Linked DNA regions of Mus musculus: all the other regions are linked to region 3. A link is a contact called in ENCODE Hi-C or POLR2A ChIA-PET data. All regions are on one chromosome and are shown on one strand. Each heading gives the region's core, a stretch centred on a gene start or an enhancer-like site at or near the end of the contact. The rest is flanking DNA. Distances are from core to core; before and after follow the strand shown.

Region 1 (2,700 bases), core at 106-2,605, 170 kb before region 3:
ATTGGTGTGCCAGGCTTCAAATCTGGTGATCTGTAGTGTGCTCACTGGGTATTACCCTCAACCTAGAGTACCTTAAAGTCAGTGCTTCCTGTAGTGACACTATGTTTAGAGTTCTGAATTTAGAATCACTGCACCATTCTGACAAGCCCTCATCTTAACCATACCTTACCGATAACTTGAGACTCTACGCTATTTTAAGTCACTTACAAGTAGTTCCTGGCCATCTTCAGCACCAGAATGAATTACACTCTCTTTTGGGTCTAGCAAGGGACAGACAGAAGCTGAACACTGGGCCATAGGACTTGGCTTCATACATTTGGGGGTATTACCCCACAGGTCTAATCTAACACTTAAAAAAAAAAAAAAGAAAGAAAGACCAACACAAGAGTAGAAGCCAGAAATAGTGACACAGGCTTTTAACCCGAGAACTCTGGAGGCAGAGCTAGGCGGTTCTCAGTGAGTCCTAGACGACCCAAGGCTGCATAGTGAGATCCTATCTTACAGGAAAAAAAAAAAAAGAGTAAGAAAAGAAAACCAAAACCAAGGTAGGAGATGACGGAGAAGCAAGGCGGAACCGTTCCAAGAACAATACACCATATGGGAGCTAAGAGAACAATTCACACTAACAGTAGCATATGGATCCTGCTCTAAGTGTGTTCCAGGTGTTTCTTGTGAATCAAAATAACCAGCCACAACTGCATGGCGAGTCACAGCGGGGTCAGAAGTAGGCCTGAGCCATAGGACAGGGGGCGCCGCTGGAGAATCGAGCTGTTAAGATTGGAGACTCGCAAGCCCGCGGCAGCCCGGTACCCCCGCTAGGCCCCATTGTGCCTGGGTCCCGGTCCGGGTCGGGGTCGGGCGCGCGCGCGCACTTACCGGGGTGCAGGTGAGCGCGCAGTGCGCGTGCACAGACCAATGCCCCGACAGGACAGTGAGTGCGTGCGCGAGGCAGATGGTGGCGAGCGCCAGCAGCGCGGCCTCGGGTATCTGGGTCCAGCTGCTGCCCCATCCCCAGCAACCGCTGGCGGCGGCGCCCAGCCAGGCTGGGTACAGCAGCCCGGCAAACGGCAGCACGGTGAGGCGCCGCAGAAGCGCCAGCCGCCGGTACGGCCACACGGCGGCCACCAGTTCGTCGCCGTTCGCTATGAGTGCTGGCCCGGCAGCTAGGCCCGGCCGCAATCGCGACCCAGGCTGAGGAGACCCGTTGTCCCGGGCCCCGCCAGGCCGGGCTCCGCAAGGAACCGCGTTGCCCACCACCGCCATCTTTCCCAGCGCTGCGCTGGCTTCCGGCAGAGGCACCGCCCCACTTCCGGTCTATTACTTCCGGTAAGGTCTGAGCGCCACCTTGGAATAGGAAGCGCCTAGGTAAACCGTTAGGTGGGTTAACACAAGTGTCTGTTCAGGGCGCCGCCATGACAAAGAAGGTACCAAAGGTCCAAATCAGCTTGCTAAGGTCGGCCGTGGCGAACTAAGAACGCAAAAGATGTAGACGGGCAGGGCGGGATTGACATCAGCAAGAGACCCTGAAACGGAAGAGCCCGTCCCTTCTCAGCAACTTTTCCGGCATCTATCTAGGAAAGAGCCTCCGTTTGGGGAGGAGAAAAGCTTACCCTAAGATACAAACTTTAGGACTTGGGACCTTTTGAGGGCGGGTTTGGGAGGAGGCGGAGCTTTCGCAAGGTAGGGTTGAGGGTGCCTTTTCCATGCAAGCCATACGGTAATAAGTACACAAGGTCACATTAACATAAATGGAAAATTAGGTACTTATGAAATATACTATGATGCTTTATGCAACTATTCTGTACAAGTACTGTTATTTAAACACAGCCATAAGAAGGTTTTGAAGATTTAAAAATATATAAGTATGTATCTGTCTCTGTGTGTGTGTGTGTGTGTGTGTGCGCGCGCGCGCTGTGCAGTTCCTACGGGGCCCTAAGAATTCGTCTGAGGTGGGAGCGGGTAAAAAAAAAAAAAAAAGAATGTGTCTGAATCCTGGATTTGGAGTTACAGTTAGTTGTGAGTGTGAGTTCTGGGAATTAAATACAGATCCTCTGGAAGAGCAGCCAGTGCTGATAGTGGCCGCTGCCTTTGACTCGCGAGTGCTGGCCACCCTACCCAGATCCAATATAGATCATTTTTATTCTTTTTCAATGTTATTTTGCTTGGTAGTGCAGGGCATCTCATGTATAAGCAAAGCTGAAGTAGGAAGATGACAACTTCAAGGTCATCTGAGAACTTAAGGAGACTTTTTCCAGACTTAAAAAAAAAAATAAAAGTGTTGGCTAGTTCAGTGTTAGAGTGCTTGCCCAGCATTCTTGAAATCCTGGGTTTCATTCTTTGTAAAAACAAACAAATAGAAAAACTCACACAGCCCCCTGACTGCAGCCTGCTGTTGCATAGTGATTTTCTCTCAGTTGAAATGACTGGAGGAAAGTTTGATAAGAGGACTAAGGAAGTTCTAAAGGCAGGCCTTGTCTCCTCGCTTCTCTTCACTCTATCCCACCCCAGGGGATTAGTCTCCAGTCCTTGGGCTTGGCAGCAAATGCTCTTGCCCTCTGAGCCTGCTCTCTACAGAGAGGTCCGTTAAGACTCAGGAAATAATTCAGAGGCTGAAGAAATTCCTGAAACCTTAGCAGGTGCAGCAGGCTCACTTCTCCCCGAGGTTATTAGGCAGGCAAGTTCATTGCAAGTACGGCGGAG
Region 2 (2,700 bases), core at 62-2,561, 230 kb after region 3:
CTTTTAGTCCTTGAAACCTTTTGAGTTTCCTAATACCTGGTGCTGCCTGGTTAATAAAGGCTAGAGCTACGGCTGTTTTTGCTTATCTTTGGCCAAATTAGTGGCTGTCTTACAGCTGCTTTGAGACCTGCTAATCAGAGCCTGGAGAAAAGACTTAGAGACTCTTCTGACCTTTAGCAGTGTTGAAGTCTTAATCTGGGCCGGTTCCTCTGTAGGACCAGGAACCAGTTTCCTGGCCTCTGTGGTGAAGAGAACCTACAAGAGCTCTTTGCAATCATCTCAAGTGGGCTGGTGGCTGAAAAGGACTGTCTCTAAGAGACTAATTAAATCTCGAGGACTGTTTGAAAAGGGGGGAGTTCCAGTAAAAAAGGTCATAGTAGCAAAGAGCCAGTAGTGATGAGGTTGGTTTCTTTGATCACGGATCAGCCCAGCTGCATGCAAGGGCAGGACAACAGATTCAGGTTCCAAAGTCCAATCTTATCTATATTTTAATCTTTGGGCAGAGGGTGTGGGGGTGTTCAGAGCAGGGAAGAATTTAGTCTGAAGCTCTCCTGGGTTGCCTCCCATCTGTTGTCTTGTAGGTGTAGGTGGCTGCACTGAGTGCCCTATGGAACACGGAAAGGAGTGGTTGTTGCTTCTCAATGAGCTGAGTGTGGCACGATGGTGTCAATGGAGACCTTCTCTGTACAACTCAGAGACTACATCTGTTTAGACAGGAAGCAGGAAGGGTAGCCATTTACTGAGCAAAATGAGTGACCAGGAGACTGTTCCAAGCTTCGGTGTGGGAGACATCTGCCCACTAGGGGCCCCTCCTGCCCAGTCCACACTTGGAGCCCTGCTCTCTGGGAGCTCATCTTCCCACTCAGGGAAATCTCAGGGATACCGGAGGCCCCAGGCTTAGACCTTTCAAAGGGCCAGCCAGGAATGCCTGTGTGCTCCGCGCGCCGCCAGGCCTACCACCGGGCCGGGTCAGGTTCCTTGTACCCTGCTGCCGTCGGGGAGGGCTCAGAGGGCGGCGCTGAGAAGGGAGTTAGGGTCCCCCGTGGGGCGCAGAGCCCCCTCAGTGTGGGTGGTGGGCGTGCGGGAGCCACAGCACGGTTTTGCCGAGCACGGAGTGACTGGGCCCCGCACCTCTGCAGCGCGCAGTGGAGCCGCACCCGCTCGCTGTCCGACCTCTAGTCCCAGTTCCCCGGGCTGTCTGTGGGCCCCTGCCTGGAGGGCCGTGGTGGCTGAAGGTTCCGCTTGGATGGGTCCCCACTCCCGCCCGGTGCACTCAGCTGGCCACGCCCACAGCCGCGGGATACCCGTAAAGCACCGGGCCAGGGGGGTGGGGGTGGGGGTTAAATCAAGAGGGTGGGTCTTCTAATCTCAACGTGGTCGGTCCGTCCAAGTCAAATTTACCCCATAACAAGAAACAGAAAGCAGAGTGGACCGCAGTTCCTTAAAGTGACACACACACAGAGCACCTAGCCAGCAGTGAAAATAGCTCGCAGCAGGGTTCCACGACTAGTAGGAGGTTTCACGTCCATCGGTTCCTTCCTTCCTAGAAAATAACACCCTGAGCATTCCCTATTCCAGGAGCTTGAGCTATGACATATAGCTGCTGCAGTGGGATTCTGCCTTGGCTTTCATTTCTTGCCACCAAATACAGATTTTTAGGCCTCTTCAGAACAGAATTACAGAATTATTCAGGACAGAATTATTGCGGTATCACGAAGGCACATAGACAGAGATTACATAAACACATGGATAGACACACTCAGACTCAGACAACATTACCGGTATTAAGACCCAGCAGGTTGGCTCCTGGTGACCTTAGAGTTCCCATCCAACTCAACAAAATGTGCCAGAAAGCGTTCGTGAATTCCAAAAGACCACGAAGGAGCCGATTCTGATGGGATCGCATTAGGGTCTTTATTTACAAGCTGGAGCTTGGGCCACACAATGGGAGGACGGACGTAGCTTGGGTTCTGCTGCAGGTCAAGTTCTCAGGCTTCCCCTCCCCCCCCCCCTTCTTTAAGATAGAGGCTGGTCTCAAGATTGAGTAGGTTTGGCCTCTCAGTGTCTGTTTTAGTTCAGTTTATTATGAACATTACTCAATAGACCAGAGTGTCCTTAAATTCAGGAATATCAGATTGCCTTTGCCTCCCAACTCCTGGGTTGGATTAATAACATGTTAAAATGCTTGGCTAACAGGTGACTTTCCCTAGATGTTTTCTATATTTGTGCTTTTTGTCCTTCCTATGTGTGAGAATTATGGCATTGGTATACCTATCTTTTAGATCAGGCATCATGATTAACTAATAACAAACTGACTACAAATAATCTACTTTCACAGTGTCCATTACTTGTGAGGAATCTGCCTGACTCCATTTTGAAGGCAGTAGTATTTGTATTTTAAAAATAACTTTCCCTTTATTGTAAGAGCTAAGTTGCTGATTTTAAGTCTGTTTCCTGGAGCCTTGACTGGTTTTTTAAACCATCCTGACCTACAATGAAAACAATCCATTTTTCTGTATTTCTTTACTGCCCCATTTTTCTCACTTTTGTAGAACTGTTTTGCAACTATTTGTGATTTTACTCCTTAAAAGGAGCCCAAGAAATAAATTTGGGACTGCTCTCTTAAATCCCACTTGATAGGCAGTAGTTGGCCTTCTTTTGTCTGTACCTCAGTGAAACTAACTTGCTTCAATTTTGTCT
Region 3 (2,700 bases), core at 109-2,608:
TAAGAAGGACACATGCTCCACTATGTTCATAGCAGTCTTTTTTATAAGAGGTAGGAGTTGGAAACAACCCTGATCCCTGATTTGAAGATTTGATCCTTCAAATCTGGAATGGATTCAGGAAATGTGGTACATTTACACAATGGAGTAGTACTCAGCTATTAAAAACGAATTCATGAAATTCTTAGGCAAATGGATAGAACTAGAAAATATCATCCTTAGTGAGGTAACCCAGGTGCAAAAGAAAACACATTTTATACACTCACTGATAAGTGAATACTAGCTCCAAAGCTCCAAATAACCAGGATACAAGTCACAGACTGCATGAAGCTCAGTAAGAAGGAAGAACAAAGTATGGTTGCTTCGGTCCTTCTTAGAAGGAGAACAAAATATTCACAGGAGCAAATATGGAGATAAAGTGTAGAGCAGAGACTACAGGAAAGGGCACTCAGAGTCTGTCCCACCTGGGGATTCATCCCAAATACAGTTACCAAACCCAGACACTACTGTGGATGCCAAGAAGTGCATGCTGAAAGGAGCCTGATATGGCTATCTCCTGAGAGGCCCTGCCAGATTCTTACAAATACAGAGATGGATGTTGGCAGCCAATCATTGGACTGAGCATGGGATTCCCCAATAGAGGAGTTAGAGAAAGGACTGAAGTAGAGGATGGCCTTGTCATGCATCAATGGAAGGAGAGGTCCTTGGTCCTATGAAGGCTCGATAGATGCCCCAGTATAGGGGAATTGATGGCTGGGAGGTGGGAGTGGGTGTGTGGTTGGGTGGAGTAACACCCTCATAGAAACAGGGTGAGGAAGAATGTAATAAGGTGTTTCTTGGAGGGAGGGAAACCGGGAAAGGGGATAACATATGAAATGTAAATAAATATCCAATAAAAAAGAAAAGAAAAAAAATGGCTTTAGGCACATTGACTGAGGCGGACTACGAGTTTGAGGCTCTTGTACACAATAAAGGAAGAGTCTCAACAAAAATATTCTGAAGAAGCTATGGTACAGTGCCCCCTGAACTGTCATCACCAAACACTAGTTTGGTTCTTTCAGCGGACTTGTCCCTAGGTAAGTCAGAGTCACAAAACTGGCCTGACATCGTTAACTATTTTCACTGGTCAGGGTCCTGGAATCATTCAGTAGGGCACACCTAGAGGTACACAAGAGCCATGAACCTATGTTGACACCTGCTGGCCACCGCAACACTAAACAATGGGCTCTAGACTCACAGCCTAAGGAACTGCAAGAGGAGCTACTCCTGTCACTCAGATCACCTAGAGCAGTTCTAACCAATCAGGAGCTACAGACAGGTTGTCCAATCAGAAGCTTCTAGGAGGCGGGGGGGCGGGTTCTTTTCGGCCGCCATGTTAGCTAAAGGTTCTTCACCGAAACTGAGGAAAGCCGTTGTGGGAGCCAGTGCTTGGAGCTGTGTGGGGGAGCGCGGGTGAGCTCGGAGCCTGGCAATGGTGAGCGAGGGCCGCTGTCCCCTGATGGGAGGAGCGGCCGGCTGGGCTGCGGGAGCCGGGGTGGTGGGTCCTCCCTGGGGTTGGGGCAGTGAACGCGGGGACGTCGGGGCTGCGACCTGGGCCTCCGCCTGCGGTCCGTAGGTACTTCCGCCCTGATCCTCTTGGCGTCAGCGCTGAGCGGGAGGTCCCGCCCTGCGGGGGGCGGGGGATGGGCGGAAGCCAGTACGCGGATGACGTCACGATCCGGGCTGGCGGGGACGTCCTGCTTTTGGTGGTGCGCTGAAGGCTGCTTGCTAGACTAAGGCTGTCTAGGTTCTTTGTGCTGTCTTCGAGAAGTTCTGAACTTTGCTTTCCACATGTAAGTGTGGCAACCTCTTTAGGTTAATTTTACGACATTTGTAAAGTCCAGTGAGTTTCTTTGCAAAGATGTTTAAAACCAGCTCTGGGAAAGATGACTTGTCTCCTTGAATTTATTTTGTTCTTCGGTCAGACATCCTTTGATTATATTTTTGTTTTTATTTCTGCTTATGCATTTGTGGGCTTGTTAATTTTTCTTCCCTCAAATAGTGCATTGTTTTGCGTACCGAGGTTCGCCGAGAACTGTTAGTCAGGAAGCATTGTAGTCGATTCTTCTGTATTGTGTTCACCATTCTGGTCCTTTTCTTCATTTCCACACAACCTTTATTTCTTGTTTATTTTAGCATTTTTATTGGAAGTATGTTGAACTACTAGTTTAAACTGAGAACATGAGCATACTATGCTAGAAATAAGATAGACACATTTGTATCTCCCCAAAGTATCAAATATTTTTGAATAACAATAAACTTAAAAGGTTTTGATGGCAGCAATTTGCCAAGTGATTTCACTTACATTTGTAATTAGGACAAGGTTAATGTGGGTTTTATTCTAGTCTTTTTTTTTTAAGATTTATTTATTTTATGTATGTGAGTACACTTTCGCTCTCTTCAGACGCAATGGAAGAGAGCATCTGATCCCATTACAGATGGTTGTGAGCCACCATGTGGTTGCTGGGAATTGAACATAGGACCTCTGGAGGAGCAGTCAATGCTCTTAACCACTGAGCCATCTCTCCAGCCCTTCTTTTAGTTTTAATTGTTAATATTAATTCTCATGTCAAAGCACACAGTATATCTCTGCATATATTTAGTTTATAAAATGAATACTTAGAAGTAGGCTGAGAGAAATGTAGGTAGAGTTTGTCCTGATAT
Region 4 (2,838 bases), core at 278-2,777, 150 kb before region 3:
TCAGAAGAAGGAATTTCATCCCCTGGAGCTGGATTTACAGGAAGTTAAGAGCCAACGGGTGTGTGTGTGTGTGTGTGTGTGTGTGTGTGTGTGTGTGTGTGTGTAAACCAAACAAGTTCTCTACAAGAGCAGAAGGTACAGAGAGTGCTCCCATCCCCTCACCTCCTTCCCTCTTTTCAGTCGGTCCTTGATTGTGGTCTAGGTAATGATACTGCCCACTTTTAGGAAGAGCCTTCCTATCTCAACTACCCTATTTAGAAACACCCTTACATACATGCTGGAGGGTTGCTCCTATCACTTTGACAATCAAGACTAATCATTACACGACTGAACACCACTCACTGATCTGTTCATTGACTCCATTAGCTTTGCTGGGTTTTTCCTTCTTATTGTTTCTACTGCCAGTACTCCCCCACTTCTTCTTTAGTAAAAATGGGTGAACGCCTTTTTCCCAGCACCCGTGAAGCATAGGCAGGTAGACCTCTGTGTTTGAGATTAGCCTGGTCTACAGAGTGAGTTCTAGGATAGCCAGGGCTATACAGAGAAACCCTGTCTTGGAAAAAAACAAAAAAACAAAAAACAAAAACAAAAACACCAGGATAGCTAGGGCTACACAGAGAAACTCTAACTCAAAAAACCAAAAATTAAATAATAAAATGTTCTGATGATTTAGTGGCTATGTACGTGTGTGTGTGTCTGTGTATATTTATGTGTGTGTGAAGAACACACTTGTGGAGGCCAGAGGACAACTTTCCTGAGTTGGTCTTCTTCTACTATGTTCATGCTTAACCTACTAAGTCATTTCCTTGACCCACGTCTTCAATTTTCTTTTTCTTTTTCTTTTTGCTTTTGTTTAAATTAGAATGTCTGTAGAGGCCTGGAGAGGAGAAACGGGGGTGAGATGGAAGGATAGAGAGGTTTTTGGTTTTTGTTTGTTTGTTTGTTTTGGTTTTTTCAAGACAGGGTTTCTGGTGTAGCCTTGGCTGTCCTCACTCTGTAGACCACTCTGGCCTCGAACTCAGGAATCTGCCTGCCTCTGCCTCCCAAGTGCTGGAATTAAAGGTGTGTGCCACCACTGCCTGCACTGCCCGGCTGGATAGAGATCTTAACTGGAAGAACACACATGCTATGAAAATAGAGGAAATGAATACTTGTGTTAATGTGCAACCTGGGACAGATGTATAAACCATAGATGTTCCTTACTCAAATTCCTGATGCCTGGAGAACATCATGTCCAGTTATAATTTGACCTTCTAATTAAAACTGACCTGAGCACCTTTCTAATTGTGAGGCAGCAGGATTGCTGCAATGAGCACTCGGTGTGCACAGTGACGACTTGGTGATGGAGTACTGCTTTACCAGGGAGAAGCTAGTTCTGCTTAGAAGCAAGGAGGGCGGGGCTATGGCTGTCATTTGAATCCCACACTTCGGCTTTGGAAGCTAGTGTCACTCAGGCTTTGGTAGCCAATCAGGTTCTAGAACCGTGCCGTCTAATCAGGACTACTGGAGAGCGGCAAGAGGCGGGTTCTTCACGGCCGCCATATTGTGGCTCGGCTCTGCGGCACAGGGAGGTGCGGTGTGTTGTGCTGTGAGCGCTGCTGCCGGGACCAGTGAGGAGAGCGCGGGCGAGTTCGGAAGCCGCGCCATGGTGAGCAAGGGCCGCTGTCCCTGCCCGCTGTGGTGGATCCTCCCCGAGGCTGGGGCGGGGCGGCAGCGGCATTCAGTGCTGTGTGGCGCTGGGCCCTGTGTCCTCTTCGCCGTGGTCCGCGCCTGCGCAGAGCGCGGAGCCTCCCTGCGGAGGCTCCGCCTCGCGCAGGAAAGAGTCGGTGCTCTGTCTGGGGCAGGCGTTTTATACAGTCCTGCTTTGGGTATCTCATCAGAAGGTTGTAAAACAATAGGTCATCTAGTTTCTGCTACTTTCTAGAAGTTCTGAATTTTCATGTAACATTTAGGTCAAAGCAATCAACTTGAGTTAATACTGTGAATTTTAAACTTTAAAAAAATTATTATTTTTTGTGCATTGGTATTTTGCCAAAATGTATGTATGTCTTTGTGAGGATGTCAGATCCTCTGGAACTGTTGTTGAGCTGCCATGTTGGTACTAGGAATTGAACTCAGGTCCTCTGGAAGAGCAGCCGGTTTTCCCAACCATTAAACCATCTCTCCAGCCCCAACATTGTGAAACTCTATTTAATTTCTTGTCTATAGACATCGGTTCTGCTAATAACCTTTTGCTATTCTGCCCTTTGTTGAGTTTCCTTTGCTACTTTGTCAAAAAAAGGTACACACACACACACACCCCATATATATATGTGTGTGTATATAACATGTGTATATATAATATCTATAACTATATATATACACTTTAAGTCTGTGTGCTGTTTCTTTGGAATTGTGTGGACCATTTTCGTTTTTTTCCACTCTCCACATAAACTTGAGAATCAGTTTCTTAATTTTTCATAAGTTGTTAGGATTTATATTGTGATTATTTAAATCTTAGTGCAGATTGAGGAAACATGACGTTCAGTTCTGAAGCTTCCTATCGCCATATTTATGGGGTATCACTATTTTGTGTTTGCTTTTTGTTTGGTTGGGGTTTTGTTGTTGTCTTTTTTGCTTATTTTGTTTTTTGTTAGGTCTGCTTTGGCCTAAAACTCACTCTGTAGAGGCTGGCCTTGAAATCATAGCCATACACCTGCTTCTCTCTGCCTTCCATGTGCCAAGATTCAAGGCATTGTCTCCCACTGCCCTGCATGGTTTTGTTTTGTTTTGTTTTTTGTTGTTAAAAATTATAGTTCTTGCTGGGTTGGTTGGTCAGTCTACTTTTAACCCAGCACT
Region 5 (2,700 bases), core at 32-2,531, 210 kb before region 3:
GGGAAACATGAGGTCCTCTCCCAAACAAACAGACAAATAAATATAAAGAAAAGGAATCCTTGGGATGTGGTTAGTGGGTGGCGGATGACTCTCACCCCAGCACTCTGAAGGTAAAGACTGCATGATCAGGAGTTCAAGGTTATCTTTTGTTTGTTTGTTTGTTTGTTTGAGTCTCTGGATGGTTCTAGCCAGGGTTTCTCTGTGTAGCCCTGGCTGTCCTGGAACTCGCTTTGCAGACTAGGCTGGCCTCGAACTCAAAGATCCTTCCAAGGTTATCTTTTAATAAGTTTGAGGGATGGAGAGAGGGCTCAGTGGTTAAGAGCACTGACTGCTCTTCCAGAGATCCTGAGTTCAATTCCCAGCAACCACTTGGTGGCTCACAGTCATCTGTAATGGGATCTGATGCCCTCTTCTGGTGTGTCTGAAGACAGCTACAGTGTACTCATATACATAAAATAACTGACTCTTTAAAAAAAATGATGAGTTTGAAGCAAGCCTGGTGATAAAAGCTCCTGCCAGGTTGGGGGTGGGTACACTGGAGAGAGAGCTTAGTGGTTTAGTGTACTCGCTACACTCCCAAAGAACTGGAGATCTCTACTCACATGTCGGGAGCACACACACATACACACAAAGAGAAAATAAAAACTATAAAAAGACGGGTGCCCTCTATGTCCACCCAGCTCCCCATATCCGTTCCTGAAAGTTCTCAACGGATCCTGTATCAGATCATTCTAGTACAGGCTCTTCAGTAGCTTCTCTTCCACTGTGTGACTTGCAAACTTGCGGTCTTTGCCCTACCCCAACCCTACGCGTCCGCCAATAATAGATCACTTAACCCTTCCAATGTCTCCTGTTCCCAGGGCCGGGCTTTTACCTCCATAACTCTGATACCCTCTTTCCTCACGAAGTCACCCTTTAGTCCAGGACAAATTCTTGTATCCTTCATTCCCTCTGGCCCAAGATCACTCCGCCTGTCCATCACTCCAAGCTCAGCTGCACCTGTCCCATCCTCATCCCGCCTCCGCCCCTTCCCTTCCTGCCCGGGAGCCGCACCTGGCCTGAGCCTCGTCCAGGCTCTGGTCGGTGATGGCCATGATCTGCTGCAGGACGTCGCTCGTGTCATGGCCTAGTGGAGCTGTGGTCGGCAGGCGGCGCGGGGCGGGCTGTGGCGGCACGGGACGCAGAGGGGCGGCCATGGGCTACAGTCCCGAGCGAGCGCAGAGGGACAGGTCCCGCCGGGCTCTCGCGCTTGCGCAGCAGCCAACCGCCGCAGACCCAGGGACCACGCCTCCTTCAAGTCCACTAGCCAATAAAACGCCCTTTTCATCTATCTTCGCCGTGCATCACCCTCTCCTTCGCGATGCGCCCCAAACAGCTTCTCAACGGCTGCTGAGGGTTGAGGGTTGTCTAGGAAACAGGAATTCTCTTCTGATCCTCCCACCCCTCAGGACACGCCCCCTGTGGGCGCCGTCACCAATCAGCACCATGCACTGTTCCCCCTCCTCAGCGACTAGCTAGAAACTTCCTTTCTCAACTGCCAGTAAGAAAGGAACCCCATGGTTGGGGTTGCCATGGTAACGACTACCGCCTGCATTTGCTTAAGTCTGGTGCACTTTATGGCTACCTTCCCCATCATAGGCCCTCGTCCCTTGCTTACTCCAGTGCCTCTGCCTTCTCTTTAGTCCTGGATCTGTTTAGGTTATCACTTCTTCACAGGGCCCGGGTTCTTTACAGTCATTCACATCTGAGTTTACTTCCTCAGAGGCTTGCATCCTCACTGTTTGCTCCCCATCTTCATATTTTTCAAAAATTTCAAAAATTTGTGGGTGGGCAAGGCGACACATGCCTTTAATCCCAACACCAGGGAGATGGATCTCTGTGAGCTCTAGGCTAGCCTAGGCTACATAGTTTCCAGACAGCCAGGGCTATACAGAGAGACCTTGTTTCAAAAATAACTTGAGACAGAGTCTCTTATTGCCCATGCTGTCCTCAAGTTTGTTATGTAATGAAGGTTGCCCGAGTTTGCTATGATTGGAGCATGATCTCGAACTTTCTTCTACCTCTAACTCCTAAGTGCTGGGATGAGTGCTGTGTGCCACAGGGCCCTGTTTGTGTGGTGAAGAGGATGGAATTCAGGGCAGCAAGCATACCAGACAAAACCCTACCAACCTAACTATATCTGTACCCTAAATTTTCAGCGTCTTGAGTCAGTGCCTCATATAGTTCAAACTGATATCAAATTCACTGGTAACTGAGAGTGCCTTCCCCTCTCCTCACTGCCCTGGCTACTTCCTCAGAACTGTGGGTCTTCCTCCTCATAGCTCCCCACAGCTCCTCAGAATTCCCACTCCCCAGTCCTGCCTCTTCCTCAAGGCCTCTCACACCTGAGTCCCAGGCTCCGCAAAATTTCTGGTCCTTTTCACAGTCCCTCCCACCCCCCGCCCTGGGGTTCTCCCAGCAGCCCTCAGGGTCCTCCACTCTATGACTCCTCAGAATTCTTCTGGGCTGGTGAGATGGCTCAGTGGGTAAGAGCACCCGACTGCTCTTCTGAAGGTCCAGAGTTCAAATCCCAGCAACCACATGGTGGCTCACAACCATCTGTAACATGATCTGACTCCCTCTTCTGGTGTGTCTGAAGACAGCTACAGTGTACTTACATATAATAATAAATAAATCTAAAAAAAAAAAAAAAAAAGAATT

Evidence for each region. A loop is a pair of places that touch in the nucleus more often than their neighbours do. ChIA-PET counts read pairs that join two places held with the same protein, here RNA polymerase II (POLR2A).
Region 1: a loop to region 3 is called in a map of heart, with 3 times the contacts of the local background. The contact joins the promoter of Atp13a1 here to the promoter of Zfp868 in region 3. A Hi-C loop is called at or near these places in 4 of 37 maps with a recorded cell type or tissue (Patski and heart). POLR2A ChIA-PET finds 5 or more read pairs at or near these places in 4 of 5 experiments (Patski and embryonic stem cell).
Region 2: a loop to region 3 is called in a map of heart, with 2.2 times the contacts of the local background. The contact joins the enhancer-like site here to the promoter of Zfp868 in region 3. A Hi-C loop is called at or near these places in 1 of 37 maps with a recorded cell type or tissue (heart). POLR2A ChIA-PET finds 5 or more read pairs at or near these places in 2 of 5 experiments (both embryonic stem cell).
Region 4: POLR2A ChIA-PET joins it to region 3 with 20 read pairs in embryonic stem cell. The contact joins the promoter of Zfp866 here to the promoter of Zfp868 in region 3. POLR2A ChIA-PET finds 5 or more read pairs at or near these places in 4 of 5 experiments (Patski and embryonic stem cell).
Region 5: a map of T-helper 2 cell shows a loop between it and region 3 (2.7-fold over the local background). The contact joins the promoter of Pbx4 here to the promoter of Zfp868 in region 3. A Hi-C loop is called at or near these places in 1 of 37 maps with a recorded cell type or tissue (T-helper 2 cell). POLR2A ChIA-PET finds 5 or more read pairs at or near these places in 5 of 5 experiments (Patski and embryonic stem cell).

The regions. Positions count from the first base shown.
Region 1 is chr8:69,789,818-69,792,517 of GRCm38, reverse strand. It overlaps Atp13a1 (ATPase type 13A1), which reads right to left and starts at 1,355. Exons shown (of 26, transcript NM_133224.2): 1 at 877-1,355. The coding sequence starts at 1,263.
Region 2 is chr8:69,398,007-69,400,706 of GRCm38, reverse strand. No RefSeq gene overlaps it. Among named protein-coding and RNA genes, the nearest start is that of Gm10033, 3.8 kb to the right of the region's middle. Within about 2 kb of position 1,311, at least 1 of the 3 ENCODE cell types and tissues checked has a DNase peak (open chromatin) inside an H3K27ac peak, as active enhancers do; it is heart, where a contact is called at or near this core.
Region 3 is chr8:69,624,206-69,626,905 of GRCm38, reverse strand. It overlaps Zfp868 (zinc finger protein 868), which reads left to right and starts at 1,358. Exons shown (of 5, transcript NM_172754.2): 1 at 1,358-1,471.
Region 4 is chr8:69,773,600-69,776,437 of GRCm38, reverse strand. It overlaps Zfp866 (zinc finger protein 866), which reads left to right and starts at 1,527. Exons shown (of 4, transcript NM_177899.3): 1 at 1,527-1,648. The coding sequence starts at 1,646.
Region 5 is chr8:69,831,205-69,833,904 of GRCm38, reverse strand. It overlaps Pbx4 (pre B cell leukemia homeobox 4), which reads right to left and starts at 1,281. Exons shown (of 8, transcript NM_001024954.2): 1 at 1,054-1,281. The coding sequence starts at 1,196.